Regions from separate parts of the Homo sapiens genome. Here region 1 is linked to region 2. Evidence: chromatin loops called from intact Hi-C (ENCODE). Cell type or tissue: GM12878. All regions are shown on one strand. Each heading gives the region's core, and the rest is flanking DNA. Links, peaks and the distances in the headings are about the cores only.

Region 1 (8,337 bases), core at 38-8,037, 520 kb after region 2:
CTCTAGAATTCTATGATGCCCCTGCTTTGTGAGCTGCAGCAATTTACCAACTTGCTTAATTCCAGGGTTGCTTTTTAGGGAGGAATACTCCCACAAACTCCACCACTAAGGGGCCATGAGACTTTGGGGCAGTCATAGCACTGCTTGGGACCTCAATTTCCTCATCAGTATAATGAGGAAACTGGGCTAGATGATCTCTAAGGTGCTTTTGGGCTCCAACATCCGTTCATCTATGATCCTACCATTCTGAGGCTTCCCTGTAGAGCTTCAGTTATTCATTCAACAAATGCTTATTCAGCAACTCCTGTGCTAAGTCCTGAGGATACACCGTGAACGAGATGTGGCTACTGTCCTCAAGGAGGAGGAAAGTAAAAATTCAAATTAAGAAAAAAAGACATATATAACTTTACTAAACAGTGTGAACTCAGTGGAGTAAGCTGTGACAGTTGAAGGGCCACCTCATTGTTTCCTGATTCTAGGGATCACTTCTCTTCATTGCCTGATGTCCAGTGTCTTGGAAACTGTTGTTTCATATATTTTGTCTGTTTTGTGTGTGTGTGTGTGTGTGTGTGTGTAGGGGTTGTTTCAGGCAGGAAGGTAAATTTGGTCTCCATGACTCCATATTGGCCAGCAGCAGAAGTCCTAGCAAACTTTTTTTTTTTTTTGAGACAGGGTCTTGCTCCATTGCCCAGGCTGGAGCACAATGGCACGAGCCCGGCTCACTGCAGCCTCAATTTCCTGGGCTCAAGAGATCCTCCCACCTCAGCCTCCTATATAGCTGGGACTACAGGCATGTGCCACCATGCTCAGTTAATTTTTTATTTTGTAGAGATGGGGTCTTGCTCTGTTGCTCAGCCTGGTCTCAAACTCCTGGGCTCAAGTGATCCTCCTGCCTCAGCCTCTGAAAGTGCTGGGATTACAGGCATGAGCCACCATGTCTGGCCTCCACCAATTTTTGATCATACAATCTAATTTTTAAAATTGGGCCTGCATCCCCATCATATTTATATTTATCTATAAATTTTATATGTGTACACTTGTGAATACATGTAGCATTAATCATATTTATTAGTAACAGTAAAGCTTAATTTATTTGTTGTTTAGATTGAAACACAGATAGAAATAGAAGTTAAGATATTTTCTTCTTGCACACCAATGGATCATCTGTGTATCTACACATCTAAGGCCAAAGGACTCAGGAAGACCAGTTCTGTGAACTTTCAAAATTGGTTGGAAAAGGTATCTGAGATACTTGGTACGGGTAACAGTACACATTTTGTTCTCAAATCAGAAACAGGAGATTGGTACACTTGGCTGATACCAAATAAAGCTAAGGTTCTACAAAAAGAGTCCTTTAAAAATAGTGTTTGAAAAAAAATTGCATTCCTTGGTCCTATTTGACAAAATTCCCACAATTTTCTCCCTTTACCTTGGTCATACCTTATTTAAATGTCAAAACTGTCCATAAATCTTAAAACGCATTCTCAGTGCTATATACTAGGCAATGTGGAAAAATGCAAAAAAAACCCAAAAAAACAAAAAAACCCTCTGAATACAAATGCCTATCCTGAGTTTAGCTATCTTTGCTTTCCTGCCTGTGTCATGAGTGGGATGCACCCAGGGGTGATGTCTTAGTCCATTTTGTGCTGTAATAACAGAATACCACAGACTGAGTGATTTACAATTAATAGAAATGTCTTGGCTCACAGTTCTGGAGGCTGGGAAGCCCAAGACTGAGGAGCTGGCACCTGGTGGCTACATCATCCCATGGCAAGAGAGCAAGAGAGTGAGAGAGCAAGAGAGTGAGAGAGCGAGACAGCGAGAGAGGGAGAGAGAGAGAGTGCGTGTGTGTAAAAGAGGGCCAAACTCCCTTTTTATAACCAACCTACTCCTGCAGTAACGGCATTAATTCATTCACTCTGCCCTCATGGCCTGATCATCTCTCATCAGGCCCCACCCCCGAACTCTGTTACAATGGGGATTAATTTTCCAATACATGCTTTTTAGGGGACATAGTCAAACCATATCAGGGGGACTTTAACCACCTGCACTTGAAGAGAAAAGGAGAGGGCACTGAATTAGGTCTGTACTTCCTTTCTGAGACTTTAGAAGATATCAAGAGACCTGGCTCACTCCTTTCCTCCAGCAGCCTGTTCAGCGTGGCCCTTGAGCTTGACTCACAAACAGCAGTGGAAAATAAGCAAGGGGAAGAACGTGCCTGCAGAGCCCAAAGTCAGCCTGTAGAGCTCAGGCTGGCAATCACTTTCACTCTGCTGCAGCAAGCACCCCTGGGGCTGCTGCCCAAGGATCAACGCAGCAAACCAGCAGGAAGTGGAATAGTCAGCAGAAAGGGTCAAGGAAACCTATCCTTTGTCAGACAGGAGCTTTATTTCCACTCTGGTCCACAGCCTCAAAGGGCAGCTGCCTCACAGGGAGAGTATTTGACCAAATCCGGTTTGCACGTTTGAAATAAGAACTCCATTTATTGCTCTCTGAAACCGAGTGCTAGAAGGCCCCATTCCCAGCAGCCTTGACACCCCCCGTCCCCTCCTACTGTGACAGTCCAGGTTGTTCCAGCTGCCCTGGCTGATGTCTGGCCCTCCAGGATGGATATGTGTCCAAGAAATCCCAGACCCATCCTCCACTTGGACGATTTTGCAAACCTTCACATAAGAACAGATTGCACAAGCGGTATGTGTGAGGGCTGACGGAAGAAAAAGGGAAGAGCTCTTTCTGCTTATGACTGGGACGCTGTTATTCATCAAGCTCTGGTGTTTCAAGTGAGTTTTGTGGATGAGGAGGCCAAGTCATGTCAGCACTAGAAACCTCCCTGGCCTCAGTCATATGTGCTACCCCACCTCTTCCCCACAGCCCCTGCCATTCCTTTATGAGGACCCTCCCTGTTTCGTGCTTTCACAGAGTAAAGCTGCTGTGAGTGGTGCCTTGAGTCACACCCAGCTCACACTGCCCCACAGAATCTGACACGAGGTCTGGGGTGAACTCTGTGGCCCTGGCCTCCATCTTCTGCCCTGCCCTTGCTTCCTGAGGTGGGCAGGAAGCGGGACTCGCGATGAGGGCTAGGCCCCGGCTTCTGGCAGTGGGGGAGTTTCTATCCTGCCCAAGGGGTTAGGGGAAGGAATGTTGGTCACATGAAATCCAGGGGCGGCTATGTAATGTGGGAGACAGCAAGCATCATGTTCCCACACTGTAAGTCATGATGACACTGTTAAAAACGACGGGTGGGTGGGGGAAAGTGAAAGAAAAAGAATAAGGGGGAACAGAAACCAAAGTGAGGCATACAGAGGCATCAAGCAAGACTAACGGCCAAGGTACGAAGAGAGGCCAGGGGAAGGGGTGGCCTGGAAGGGAGTCAGGAAAAGGCAGACGAATCAGACTGGGTAGGAGGAAAGGAATCAGGCCAAGGAAAACATAATGAGATGTGAAGAGAAGACACGATCATTTGGGGAGATGGCAGGGAATCTGCCACCAAGTACATCAACACAGGGTGTTGAAGGCCGGGGCCAAGAACACCTTTGGGGCATCACCCCAGTACAGCATGGAGCAGCACCTGACTGTGAAATCTGTGTCTCTGCTTGCTGGAGGCCTAACTAAATTCAGATGGAAAGGGTCTGTGAGACTCTTAGAAGAATAGAAAGGGGGATGGAAGTAGAGGGAAAAGACCAGAGAGACCCATCTGTGCTTCACAGCTCTTCACGAGTTCATTCCCAAGCAGGCTTTGCCTGTGGTCTTGTGGGTGATGCAAAAAATTAAGAAAATAAATAAAAATTTTAAAATAGGATCTTTGGCTTTTGTTCTCATAACCTAGGAGAGGGAACAGGTGCACATACACAAAGCACCAAGCAGCAACAATTTTATTGAGACTGTTCAGAGGACACAGTAACAGAATACTGGTTGAATGAATAAATGAAGACCAAAGAAAGGAAATGCAGAAAGGCTTTCTTGACCATGTCATTTGTCATTTTAAAAAATGCAGGAATTGGTCAGACGCGGTGGCTGACACCTATAATCCCAGCACTTTGGGAGGCCAAGGCAGGTGTATCACCTGAGGTCAGGAGTTCCAGACCAGCCTGGCCAACATGGTGAAACCCAGTCCCTACAAAAAAATACAAAAATTAGCCAGGCATGGTGGTGGCCATCTGTAATCCCAGCTACTTGGGAGGCTGAAGCGGGAGAATCGCTTGAACCTGGGAGGTGGAGGTTGCAGTGAGTTGAGATCGTACCATTGCACTCCACCTTGGGCCACAAGCATGAAACTCCGTCTCAAAAAAAAAAAAAAAAAAAAAAGCAGGAATTAAACAGTGTTGGTCAAAATGGATGAAAAATTCAAAAATGGACCAAGAAGGTACAATACCCAGGCTTGACAATAGCATAGCACAGGTTCTGAATCAAAGCAGAGAGCAGGAGGCATAGCTGCCAATTCTAGTCTTCTGGGTGAGCTGAATCTGCCTAGACATGGTATTTAACACCTTAAAAAAAATTTACCCCCTAGGAATCATATTTAGTATATAAAAGGCAACAAGGAAAGACTGGTTAGATGGCCCTAGAGGAGGCCAGTTTGCTAGCATGGAAGCAAGGCTTTCCTGAGGCTGCTGGTTTGGACAGAGACAGATGTTGGAAGACCACTGAAGAGCAAAGATCAGGTGAGTAACCTAGATTGGCAGGAGGCCAGATGCAAGAGGAGAGTGGTTGTATATGTGTGTGTCAAAGAGGCAAGGGCATTCAACTTTCAATTGAGAAAAATGAATAGGGGGGCTGGGCATTGTGGCTCACGCCTGTAACCCCAGCACTTTGGGAGGCTGAGGTGGGACAATCTCTTGAGGTCAGAAGTTCAAGACTAGCCTGGTTAACATGGTGAGACTCCATCTCTAAAAATAAAAGTAAAAAATCAGCCAGGCATGGCGGCATGTGCCTGTAGTCCTAGCTATTCTGGAGGCTGAGGTGGGAGGATTGCTCGTTCCCACCTATTCCCACTATCCACTATCTCTAAAAAGAAAATAAAGAGGAAAAATTGATAGTGAAGATGATGATTACAACAACTAACATTTGAGTGCAAACTGTGTGCCAGGTGATGTTCTAAGCACTTTACATATATTAGTTTATATAATCTTCACTACCACTCCCTGAAGTATTATTATTATTATTTCGAGACACAGTCTCACTCTGCTGCCCAGACTGGAGTATAGTGGAGCAAGCATAGCTCATTGCAACCTCAACCTCCCTGACTTAAGCAAACCTCCTACCTCAGCCTCCCAAATAAAGTTGCATGCCACCATGCCCAGCTGATTTTTTAATTTTTTGTAGAGATGGTGGTCTCACTATGTTATCCAGGCTGGTCTTGAACTCCTGGACTCAAGCGATCCTCCTGCCTTGGCCTCCCAAAGTGCTGGGATTACAGTTGTAAGCCGCCATGGCTGGTCTATTATTATTATTATTATTCTCATTATTATTTGCCTTTTATACAGAAAGAAATCCAAGCAGAGAGAGATCAAACAATTACCCAGAAATTAGCCCAGGACTCTAACATTAAACTCTACAACTCTCTCTGAAGTCATGAAAAATTTAATGTCTCTTTCTTTAGCTGTAAACATCTGTCCTCTAACCTGCCTATATAAGAGACATTGCTGATGATTAAACCTTTGTGAAGAGACTGACTGTGTTGTCATTATGAGAGTGTTAGCATTATTATAAGGCAATGCTTTTTCCAGAAATACTAAATAGATGCTCACATTCTCATGCAATACCACAAGGCCTTTAAGAAGTTTACAGAGGCTCATCAACTAAAGAACCCTCCTGTGTGCTCACAATAGACAATAATGCCAAAGGAATCCTCTCTCAAAAGAAGAAAGGTCTCTTTCTGACACCCTCTTGCAATTCTTTCAAGGTTTGGGGGATGGCACACTTCTTTCTTATAAAATGGTTCCCCACTGAGAATAATAGCTAGGCTCTTGTCCTTACAAGAGCCTCTTCCACAAGGGCCAAACCGGAGGACCAAGCCACCTCAGAAATGGGGTTTTGAATCTGGGAGGCAGCAGATAGAGAAATAGATAGCGAATACATCTGTTTTCACAAGAGCCTGTTGTTCTCTGTACTAACTGCTATAAAAACGACATGAAACTAGCCACACATTAGTTTTGGTTCTCGTGACTAAATCAAGGAATGGCATGATGGTGCTGTGTCATTAGAAATGAAACCAGTTCTTAAGCGAGAGAATAGGGCCAATATTTTAATAACCCGAACAATTTCATAGAAAAATCAAAGCTGAAACTTCAACACCCTAGCCCTGAACACCTGCTGCTTAAGTTGGTTCTGAACCAGTGAAACTATCTTGTCATGAAGACATGGGATGGGCCCTGACTTGCCCAACACTCATGGTGGCTGGGGACATCTTCTTTCCATCTGCTGCCCTGCTAAAGTGGAAACGGGGGCTCAATCTTGGCTTCGACAATGCTGACTGTATTTGGCACTTTAAGAAAAGTACCTCATATTCAATTATTATTTTTTTCAAATACGTAACCTTATATATTTTGATACATATGACGTATCCTCTAATATATGAATTTGGCCTTCCCTGAGGTATTATCATCCACGTTTTTTCAGATGAAGAAACTGAGACTTAAAGACCTAACTAAGTAACTTAGCTAGAAGCAGGCAGAGCTGGGCTTCTGAACAAAAGTGTTCTTATCTGTATCTGCACCACCTCGAATTTGGCCTGCATCACAATAATAATGATGTTGAGGTAGCAAACATTCGTAAGTTGCCTCCCGCCACATCCACTGCCCCTTCTCCTGCCACAGCACCCAGATATTACCTGGAGGCAACCCTCTCCTCCGCACTGCCTCCCCCTTCTCTGGCAGGTGGATACAGCCAGCTCCTAGGGGTGGGTCCTCCTGCGCTTCGGTCAATCAGAGCACCCATCATCTGGCCGGGTGATTGGCTCAGGGGTGGGCATATGGGCTGATTCAGGCCAATGAGGTTTGAGGAAACGTTCACTTGCGCTTCTGGGAAAAAGCTTCCTCAGTCCTCTGTTGTAACACAGGGGAGACAATCCCTCTTTTCCTGGCTGATGTATTGGAGAACACAGAAAGCCCAAAATCCCTCAGCCATTTGTCCCACCAAGAGAAGTGCCAGCCTGAGCAAGAAGCCAGCACACAGAAGAGGCAGCCCTTATGAACAAAACAGACCTGGCGCTGGGATCATGAAGAGGGTGTAAATTCCAGATCAAGCTGTGGAGTTTTCAGGCTGTGAGCCAATGCAATCCCTTGGTTGGCTTAAGCTGGCTTGCGTTTGATTTTCTGTCGCGTGGAAATCCTTAACCAGTATGAACACTGTTGGTGCCGCTCCCAGTAACATCTGATTGTTGCTTTGGTTTCTCAATCAATAGCATAAAACCCATTTGACAAAAATGACTAATCCTCCAAAATTCATCAGCATTTCTGGAGCACAGCCATCTCTGATGCCCACCTGACTTTCCAGACAGGACCCTCGTTTTTCTATTCCTGAGGTCTGGCTTCTTCGGTTTTCTGCTCTGGTATAGCTCAGTCTAGGTCATTTCTCCTCCGGGTTCCACCAGTGACAAGTGACAGCTGCACTCTGCTGAGGAAACAAGCAGGAGCACGGGCAGCCAGCTACAGATGCCAGCATCAGCCTGACGAGAAAAGCAGTGCCAAGAAAGGGTTTGGCCACAATATATTTTTGTTTGTTTTTGAGACAGGGTCTCCCTCTGCCACCCAGGCTAGAGTGCAATGGCACAATCACAGCTCACTACAGCCTCGACCTCCCGGGCTCCAGTGATCCTTCCCCCTCAGCTTCCCAAGTAGCTAGGACTACAGGCCTGCACCACTATGCCCAGCTAATTTTTGTATTTTGTAGCAGAGACAGGGTCTCACCATGTTGCCCAGGCTGGTCTCAAACTCCAGGCAAGCAATGTCTGCCTTGGCCTCCCAAAGTGTTGAGATTACAGGTGTGCGCCACTGTGCCCAGCCTCACACAATATATATTTAATAGAATGTAAAACCAGGTGGGAGAAAGTTCTTTGGAACACATTAGCTACATACACGATTACCTCACCAGCTCTCTATCAGAATGCTGAATCCCAAAAGTGTTGGGACCATTCTGAAGATCTCTATTTGCTGTTGGCCGATTCTCCCAAAGGTTCAGAGATTTGGCATCAAAGATTATAAAGTCATATAGAATTGAGAATCTGTAATAAAAACTGGTTTTTGCGATTCTACTCAATCTCAGTTTCTCTAGGAAAATTCTGTTATTTCCACTTCTGGCCAATATGACTAAGCACCGAGGTGGAAACACAGCCTAAAG
Region 2 (8,337 bases), core at 260-8,259:
CATAAACTTCCAACATGCTTATGGTTAAAAAAAAATTCTAGAAAAGGATACACATGGTTCATCCAGATTTTTAGCACAACTCCTCCTCCAACAAACACTGAAAAATTAGAAAGCAATTTGAGAAAAATTGTTTTGAAAGGTATGTAGGTTTGACTTTTCGGTGTGGGCATACCCATATTTAAATTACAGGGTTATCCGTTGTGCTCAGAAATTACAATAAACAGGATACCTGACAAACAAGGATAGTGGAATCATAGAATTGCATCATTGTTCATTAGAAAAAACAAGTACCCTTATGATACTGTGACTGTACAGAATTACATTATCATCTATTCCACACACAAGCACAAATATGGAACAGAAGATCTAATGAGTCGAGATGTCATCTGAATTTCCATGTGTTACATTTACAGCTTAGAGTTGTAGCTTTATTGAATGGCGCCAAAACATTCTTACTTCATAATAGCATTAGTGACATTTCACTTGGATAATCCTATTTGTTTTCATTTATTTTAATGAGGTAGTTTGGGATGGTAACCTGCAGCAGAAAGCTTGGCAACAGGTGACAGCATGACTTGAAATGCCTATTGAACTGAAAGGTAGTTAAAAGCTAAATGAAATGCTTAGATGCACAGTGGTTTCCCAGCACCATATATTTTACTCTAAAAACAGTAAGGCTAAAGTGCCAATTGTAAGAACCTAAGACTTTATTACCTTTTAAAACTTTCCTGCGTGGATGAGTGGATAATAAGGACTAATTTGCTGCATTTTTGTGGCCTGTTTCCACATGTTTGCATTTCCCAATGACGCTTTCTTTATGGAAAAGAGTGCTGGGCACAACACATTTTTTTCCATGCAGCGATCATATGTCTATGATTCATTTAATCCTTCAATACAGATACACAGTCAGTAGTGATGCAGACGGCTAACAGACATGCATATTTGCCAAGCCTTAAGTGTCCCAGCTTACAAAAGGAGTTTCTAATGTTGAGAACTTCAATTATGTCACTTAAACCCATCAATCTTTTTCCCTTGCCTCATGCTACAAATCTTTCAGATCTATTATTTTCATAACATCTGATGCCTGGAGTGACAAGTGCCCTCTGACATTTTAGTTTTCCATGGAGACTTAGAATGAGAAAATGGCGCCTCATTAAGTCTTTCTTATCAATTAAAAAGGAAACACCTTTTCCTGTTCCATCTTATGCAACAGCTAACTCAGGTATTAAGTAAGCTGCCAACATCTTTCTAGAACCCAGAGTAAGAATTCATAATCGACCCTGGTCTTTTAGGCCCAGGGAATAAATAGGAACAAGAAATTCCCATCCAAAGAACACCATGTTGACTTTAGCTATATCTTGTAAGATCTAGTCAATGTCCATCTGAAAGCTGTGAGATTAAGGAAAGGACTCCTATTTTATCAATCCAGGTCCAGACAAGAGACAAATTACACCAATGGAGATAATTTAATATAAACAATATAAAGAAGTACTTACTAGGTACTGAATGATTGAATATGCAAAAAGAGAACAATAAGTTATCATGGAAATAGGACACATTTACCACTTGCAGGGCTGGGGAACAAAGGGATGAGATGGGAACCATCAAAATAGATCCCAATGAATGCTACACTCAGATGTCTGAGGAGAGGGCACTGCTCTGAAGTTGCTGGTGCTTCAGACCTTGGGTAGGGGGGTAGACTCAGATCTCCCAGGGAGGTGGCAGCTGGCTGGTGCTGGTGTACCTAAGTAGGGAGTAGACTCAGATCCCCCAGGGGAAGTGGCAGCTGGTGGCCTGTGCTGATGTACCTAATGCCAGTGTGGGGCCACAGGGTTGGCCCAAACTTCCAAAAAGGTGATACTGCCAGCTAAGACAGTGCATCTGAGGGGTGTACCATGAGACTGGTTCTGCAACTATTGGAAAAATTGTAAACTGGGCTGGGCATGATGGCTTATGCATATAATCCCAGCACTTTGGGAGGCTAAGGCAAGTGGATCACCTGAGCCCGGGAGTTCGACACCAGCCTGGGCAGCACAGTGAAAACCCATCTCTACAAAAAAATACAAAAATTAGCTGGGTATGGTGCACACCTGTGGTCCTAGCTACTTGGAAGGCTGACGTGGGAGGATCACCTGAGCTGTGATCACACCACTGCACTCCAGCCTGAGCGACAGAATGAGATCCTGTGTCAAGAAAAAAAAAATGCAAACTAGTATAAACAGCTGTTACTGAAGTAAAATGCCACTGTTTGGGTGAAGAAGTGTTGCTGGGTGACACTGAAAGAAATAGGAAGCAAAACTGGAGTCAGAGGTAGCAGAGAGGAAAATAAACTTTCTCCTTTCCCAGACTTGCAGTCTTTCTCTAGCATCCCCTGTTGGCAGAGCCTAACAGGGAATTATCAGCAACACAGAAATAAATGTGTATTGCAGAGGTCCAGCATCACACAGCAGAGTGTAGGAGGATGGGCTTGATGCCGCGAGACAATAGCTTAATGATGGGCCCAACCCACTGACATGTAAAAAATATATTCACCAAGCATGAGGGAAAACCAAAAATTCTAAGTGGTATTCTTGTAACTGATCTTGCACTTGACTTTCTACTTCCTTTCCATTCACCCCCACGTCAGCTCCTCTGGCTAAGAATATTTGCTGTTGAAACTTGAGCAAGATTTTTCTAACTTTGATGCACTTTTACATCAGAACCAATATGGAATCAAGCAGAGAATGTCTTTTGTAAAGGTTATCTAGATGATGCCTACTTCAGAGAGTTGTTTACTACTCTGAGAAAGGATTTTTTTTTTTAAAGACTACTCTTACTTAAGGAGGAAGAGCAAATTCTACCTGGGAAATGATTTACCACAGAGGTCTTATTCATGAGCAGAGGCAGTAGTAAAACTGCACTCATCACGCCTTGGTCTTGAGAAATTCCTGGTCGGGGGGTGCTTCCTGAGTATGGGACAGAATCCATAATGCTCATAGTAGCCCCTTTCAAAACCTTTAGGCTTCACTATGGGCCTTCTTGACGGTTCTGAGTTGATGTAGATAATGAGAAATTGAGGTAATGAAAAATGTCCATTTGTTTTTTCTTTTAAACTGTCGAACCCAATCCATTATTGACACAAGTTTTTCTCCTGAAGTGTATAGAGATCTATACTCTATAGACAAATAGAAAAGTAGAACACTAGTTGGATTTTGCTGTGGACATGGACTTTGGTTGCTGAAACAAGTATCTGTTTTATGTAAAGAATGTTCCATCAGCAGCCACTTTTTTTAAAAAGAGCACTTGGCAAATCTCTGGAAGCCGGCTTATGTAACTAACTGCCTCTTATGGTAGTATGTGAAGGCAGCACAGAACATATTGTTTCCCACTGTTTCTCTTTGAGAAATTAGTTTGGTGCCTGGCAAGAGGAGAGATGTGCAAGGGCAATATTCCTAGAAATAACTACCTGTGTACTTGCTGGAATTCCACACTGGATGGAGGCTCCTTTGTGAAAGGCAGGTGTTGATTTCTAGGCTGAGAGAGTACTAGCAGGGAGCTCCTCAAAGGAACTTGGAAAGAATTACTTAGGTCTCATTTCACACCCTGCATCTGATTTTTTAACTAAGTCCCTAAGAGAAAAGTGGCTACAGGTGTTGTAAACGACCCTTCCTTCAGTAAACTGATTGAAACTGAACACTGATCACAATTTCTTTGCATGAGAAAGATAACTGGGCATGGAAAATTTTGATCTGAGAATATCTGAAAATTACATAAATAACATTAACAAGTGTTAGAGTGACAGAAACAATGAGGCCAGATTTGTTCTAACTTGAAAATGTAAGGGCTATTTAATGTATTTTAGGATGGAGGGAGTGCTAAGGATCGTTTATTTTTAGCTCCCATAAAAACTCAATTTCCTTCATAGTGGAATCAGTCCAAATTGAAGATTTGCTCTTGCACAGACACTGGACTCTCCCCAAAATTTTCAGATTAGCAGTCATACCCCAAAGAATAAACCTGGGCTAAAGCTGCAGGTTCTAGCACTGAGACAGAGATCATCTGCATTCCTGTTACCTAGTCAAGTGTCCTGGATAAATCACAAAAACATCGAAGTCTTAGGTCACGTCACCAAGTCTCACGTTCCAAGAACTGTCAAGAGATTGCTTATGTAGCCACAGGCCAGACAGACAGGGGCTTTGTGAGACTATCCCTCAGGGGTGCTGGGGGTGTTTGCATTGTTAGCCTGGAAAAAGCTAGCCAGACCAACATAGTCACAGCAATTGAAAATCCTGAAGGCCCATCTATGACCAAATGTATTAATAAATAAAAAGACCTATAAGAAACCTTCCCACCAGCATTAACCACACCAAAAGCAAGTCAAACCCAGGCTTCTCATAACTGGTTCTTGTTCCAACACAAGAGTGAGAAGAGCATCTTGCTGCGGCCAACGGTTACTATAGCTCTCCTTTTGTAGAAAGCCACCGTCTTCGAAGAGCTTACTAGGTGTCTCCACTAAAGAACAAAAAACATGGGTAAGACTGGTTTCCTCTCAAGTTATGACTCAGCTTTGATCACCACACTTCCACTTGAGCCTATTAACGTTCAGTGGACAGAATGTCACTCTTTTTCAATCAGCTGCTACAGCAAACAATAGCCTTGCTGCATTTCAGTCATATAGAAAGCCACAGAATATTTCCTTTTGACTCTCTTCTCTCCACATCAGACCCACAGTCAGGCTCATGCTGAGGTCTATCTTCTCACAATCTACTAGAAAGTGGCCTGCCTCTACATGCTTACCCTGCTAAAATGAGAAGCAAGAAATAAACAACTTCATGTTAATTATAAATAGGAGGCACTGGATATTAAACCTGCCCATAGAATAATGGAGAAGGAAAGCATTGCGCTCCCTTTCTCCTTGAGTCGGGAGCCATATCCCTTGCCAGAACAGTGAACTCTCACTGGGTAGCAGGAGAGGCCACTATGATAAGGACCCAAGCAGAAGCCTGGGGGTGGGGTTCTCACGACCACTCACAGACCCCTGAACCTGGGGGGAGTAGCAGAGAACAGCCAAGAGCGACATGGACTGTCTTGCATTTTCCTCATCTCTTTATTCTAGAAAAAAAAAGAGGAAGGAAGAAAAAATGAAAGAAAAATGCTATAATTTTCTTTTCTCCATCTTTCTTGGAGATCAGAAAACAGTAGGTTCTGAAGATCTCCTCTGTGCTCATGGGCACGTGAAAAATTTCATGATGCTTACTTGGCTTTGAGATTTTATTACCATTATTATTGTTATTTTATATTAATATAAAAATAATAAAGATGTATTGAGCTCCTTCTATGTGCCCAACACTATAAGCATAATAAATACTTTATCTCTTAATCCCCACAGCTCCCTATGAATTAGATACTATTGATACTAATATTATCCCAAATTAAAAATTAGGAGCCTGAGGCATGAAAACGTGAACTCATTGGAGATCACACCACTCACAAATGGCAGAGCCAGGGTGCAGCCCTAGGTCCAGTGTCCCCAGAGCCCATTCTGCCATTCACTTCAGGTCATTCTCTTCCCATTTAGAACACTGAACTTTTTATATCCTCAACAGACATAAATGCTCAGCTTCAAGAGCCAAACAAAAATAATTGTTACAAATTCCACTGTTTGTTTTCCCAGGGGGTGCATCTTAGAGTTATTAAATGTAATCCTCTGTTCCCCTTACTCCAGTAGTTTCTTTACCCCTTTGGGAGTGTCCTACCATTCTTCCCCATTTCTTCACATTCCCTCCTCCCCCCACCCTTACCCAGGCTGTCTGAATTCTATTCCGCCTTAAAGATGTAACTCAACTTCCACCTCTCCCAAAAAGGGCTTCTTCAACTCCTGTCACCTCCATCTCTGAATTTTTATAGCATTTAATGTTAATGCTATTTACTTGGCATTTGTGTTTTTTGTGTTTTACTTTTTACTGTTAGTTCTATTTGAGAATAATTCATCTTGAGGCAGAATTCATTCTATCCCATTTTTTCATTGAGATGAAACCCTTGAAGGCAAGGAACAAGTGTTCAAACATGTTTATGTATTCACACACTCCACGCTCAGCATCTTGGACATAACAGACACTCAATAAATCACCTTTGAGAGCTAGGTTAGAAAGCCTATTGAAGCCTGTGATTTGAAACAGGCTGGGCTGGTAGAGAAAAAAGCTAGCCTGTCTTCTTAGAGCTCTAGAAAGTACTGTGGAATACATTTAAGAGTCTACGGAGTCCCTTCACGGGCAGAAAAGAGTCCTCTGACTCCTCGATTCCTAACCTCCCATGTCCCAACTTATCTCAGTGTTCCCCTTAAACTCCTAAATTTTGAACCTAAAGTATGCAGAACATCAGATCCTGAAAAACAACGCCAACTTTTACTTGACGGTTTCACTTACCCTCACACCTGTGGTTTTGAAGGTGTCAAGTTTCCTCTGAAGTCTTTCTGTGAAGCTTTATCCCCCTCATTTTTCCACCCTGCCAGTCAACCCTGTCAACAGTGACAATCTCCTTGTCAAGCAGAAGCCACTCAAGCTATCAGTTTTCATTAGCCGTTTAGTTGGGATAATCCCTTTTTCCTACCAAACTGTTTCCTTCTAGGAACTGCTGATTCCTTTTATTTGGGGTTTTTCAGACTTCTCTAACTAAAGCCCCTCCACCCAGATGATTTCTCACTTTTCTGAAGATCTCCTTCAGCTAAAAAGATTTCCTATAACCTCATTTTCTATAGTTTGTATTATGAAAAAATGTGGTATATAACTTTTTTTTTCAAGCAACATATGGCAACTAAGAGTTTAGTATGCTCTAGAAAGGGGTATTTCCTCTGGGGAAATTTTTTATTATTTTTTGTTTTCAATATGACCTGCTTCTTTACCTCTTCCATTTCCTATTTAGAGCCCACCCATCCTTTGGTGACTTAAGTAAAAAACAAAACAAAACAAAACAAAAAACCTTTATCAACTTCAAAATTGTGTCATCTATTTTCATTCATATTGTTAAATTCACTAACCGAGAGGAAAGCTGTAAGATGGTAAATGTAACCATGCACAAGGTCCCCATTCATCAAGCTTGTGGAAGTGTTAATTTTGGAGACAAGTAAATAAGTAAATGTTCTAAACCTATTTTATCTCTTTCCTCCCATGACCATTTCTCCATTTTCTACCCATCAATTACTTGTCCTTATTGTCAATGTTTTAGAAAGTTTGAGTTTTAGGAAAGGCTAAGTAGCTCTTCAACTTCCTGTGAAGTTGAACTGTGGCCTGAGCTTAGCATCTCTCCAACACCTGCTCACACTTACCATCCACCGCCCATCCCTCCCTTCTTTTCTGTTCCTGTATACTACTATGTTCTGTGAATGAGATATCACTACAAACTTATGTCCACAGAAAGAGAAAGCATGAGGTAAGAAATAACAGAATGACTCCCTATAAGTGACTTAAGACATCTGATGAAGGTCTAAAAGCAGGTCCTTCTTCCCTCTCAGGCTAAGTCTTCACCTGGCCAAAATTCATGCAAAAGAAGCAGGTGACTAGAGTAGTGTGGACCAATGTATTTTTGTCAACCACTTTAAAGCAAACTGCTAGAAATATTGTCTTTCTTTCTTATCTTCTGATTTCCCTGAAAACAGCCAATAGCAAAGCAGAAGTTCTATCTTCCTTTCTAAAGGACAGAACAATCATTGCCCAAGAATCAGAAGATGCAGGTTCAAGTTCGACATCGACAAGATACCAGCCATATAGCCTGGGGCAAGTGATTTAGCCTCCCCAAATATCAGTTTCCTCAGACATAAAACACAGGTTTTCCTCCAAGAGAGATGTTGTGAGGATAGACTGAGTTAAGATAAAAACACTTTGTAAACTTTAAAGCTCTACATAAATATAACTCAACATCATATTACATTTCTATTTTTATTTTCCCATTAATAATTCTGGGTTTGCTGTCATTTCTCAAATCCACATTTTTTTTTTTTTTTTTGAGACAGAGTCTCACTCTGTTGCCCAGGCTGGAGTACAGTGGTGCGATCTTGGTTCACTGCAACCTCCTTCTCCCGGGTTCAAGTGATTCTCGTGCCTCAGCCTCCCAAGTAGCGGGGACTACAGGTATGTGCCACTACACCCAGCTAATTTTTTGTATTTTTAGTAGAGGCAGAGTTTCACCATGTTGGCTAGGCTGGTCTCAAATGCCTGACCTCAGGTGATCCACCCGCCTTGGCCTCTCAAAGTGCTGGGATTACAGGCATGAGCAATTGTACTCGGCCTCAAATCTGCTCTTTCAATATACCAATGATTCTTTCTGAAATATTGAAAAACTCCTTTTTTGTAGTTTAAACTA

What was found. A loop is a pair of places that touch in the nucleus more often than their neighbours do. Peaks named below come from ENCODE experiments on the same cell type or tissue, not always from the same donor. Only the 100,000 strongest peaks of a DNase experiment are listed, where the experiment ranks them.
Region 1: it touches region 2 in a loop (6-fold over the local background); 2 of 110 quality-filtered maps call a loop at or near these places.

What each region holds. Positions count from the first base shown.
Region 1 is chr6:106,161,378-106,169,714 of GRCh38, forward strand. No RefSeq gene overlaps it. Among named protein-coding and RNA genes, the nearest start is that of PRDM1, 79 kb to the left of the region's middle. RefSeq lists enhancers at 1,828-2,674, 2,136-2,215, 2,675-3,521, 2,946-3,045, 3,066-3,115 and 3 more. In GM12878, for the core only: no CTCF peak of the experiment used is centred there; DNase peaks (open chromatin) are centred at 2,304, 2,874, 3,244, 6,184 and 1 weaker place; H3K4me3 peaks cover 2,384 bases; H3K27ac peaks cover 5,827 bases.
Region 2 is chr6:105,642,027-105,650,363 of GRCh38, forward strand. No RefSeq gene overlaps it. Among named protein-coding and RNA genes, the nearest start is that of LINC02836, 14 kb to the left of the region's middle. RefSeq lists enhancers at 1,978-2,217, 4,785-4,974. In GM12878, for the core only: a CTCF peak has its summit at 2,386; DNase peaks (open chromatin) are centred at 2,371 and 4,555; H3K4me3 peaks cover 279 bases; H3K27ac peaks cover 1,706 bases.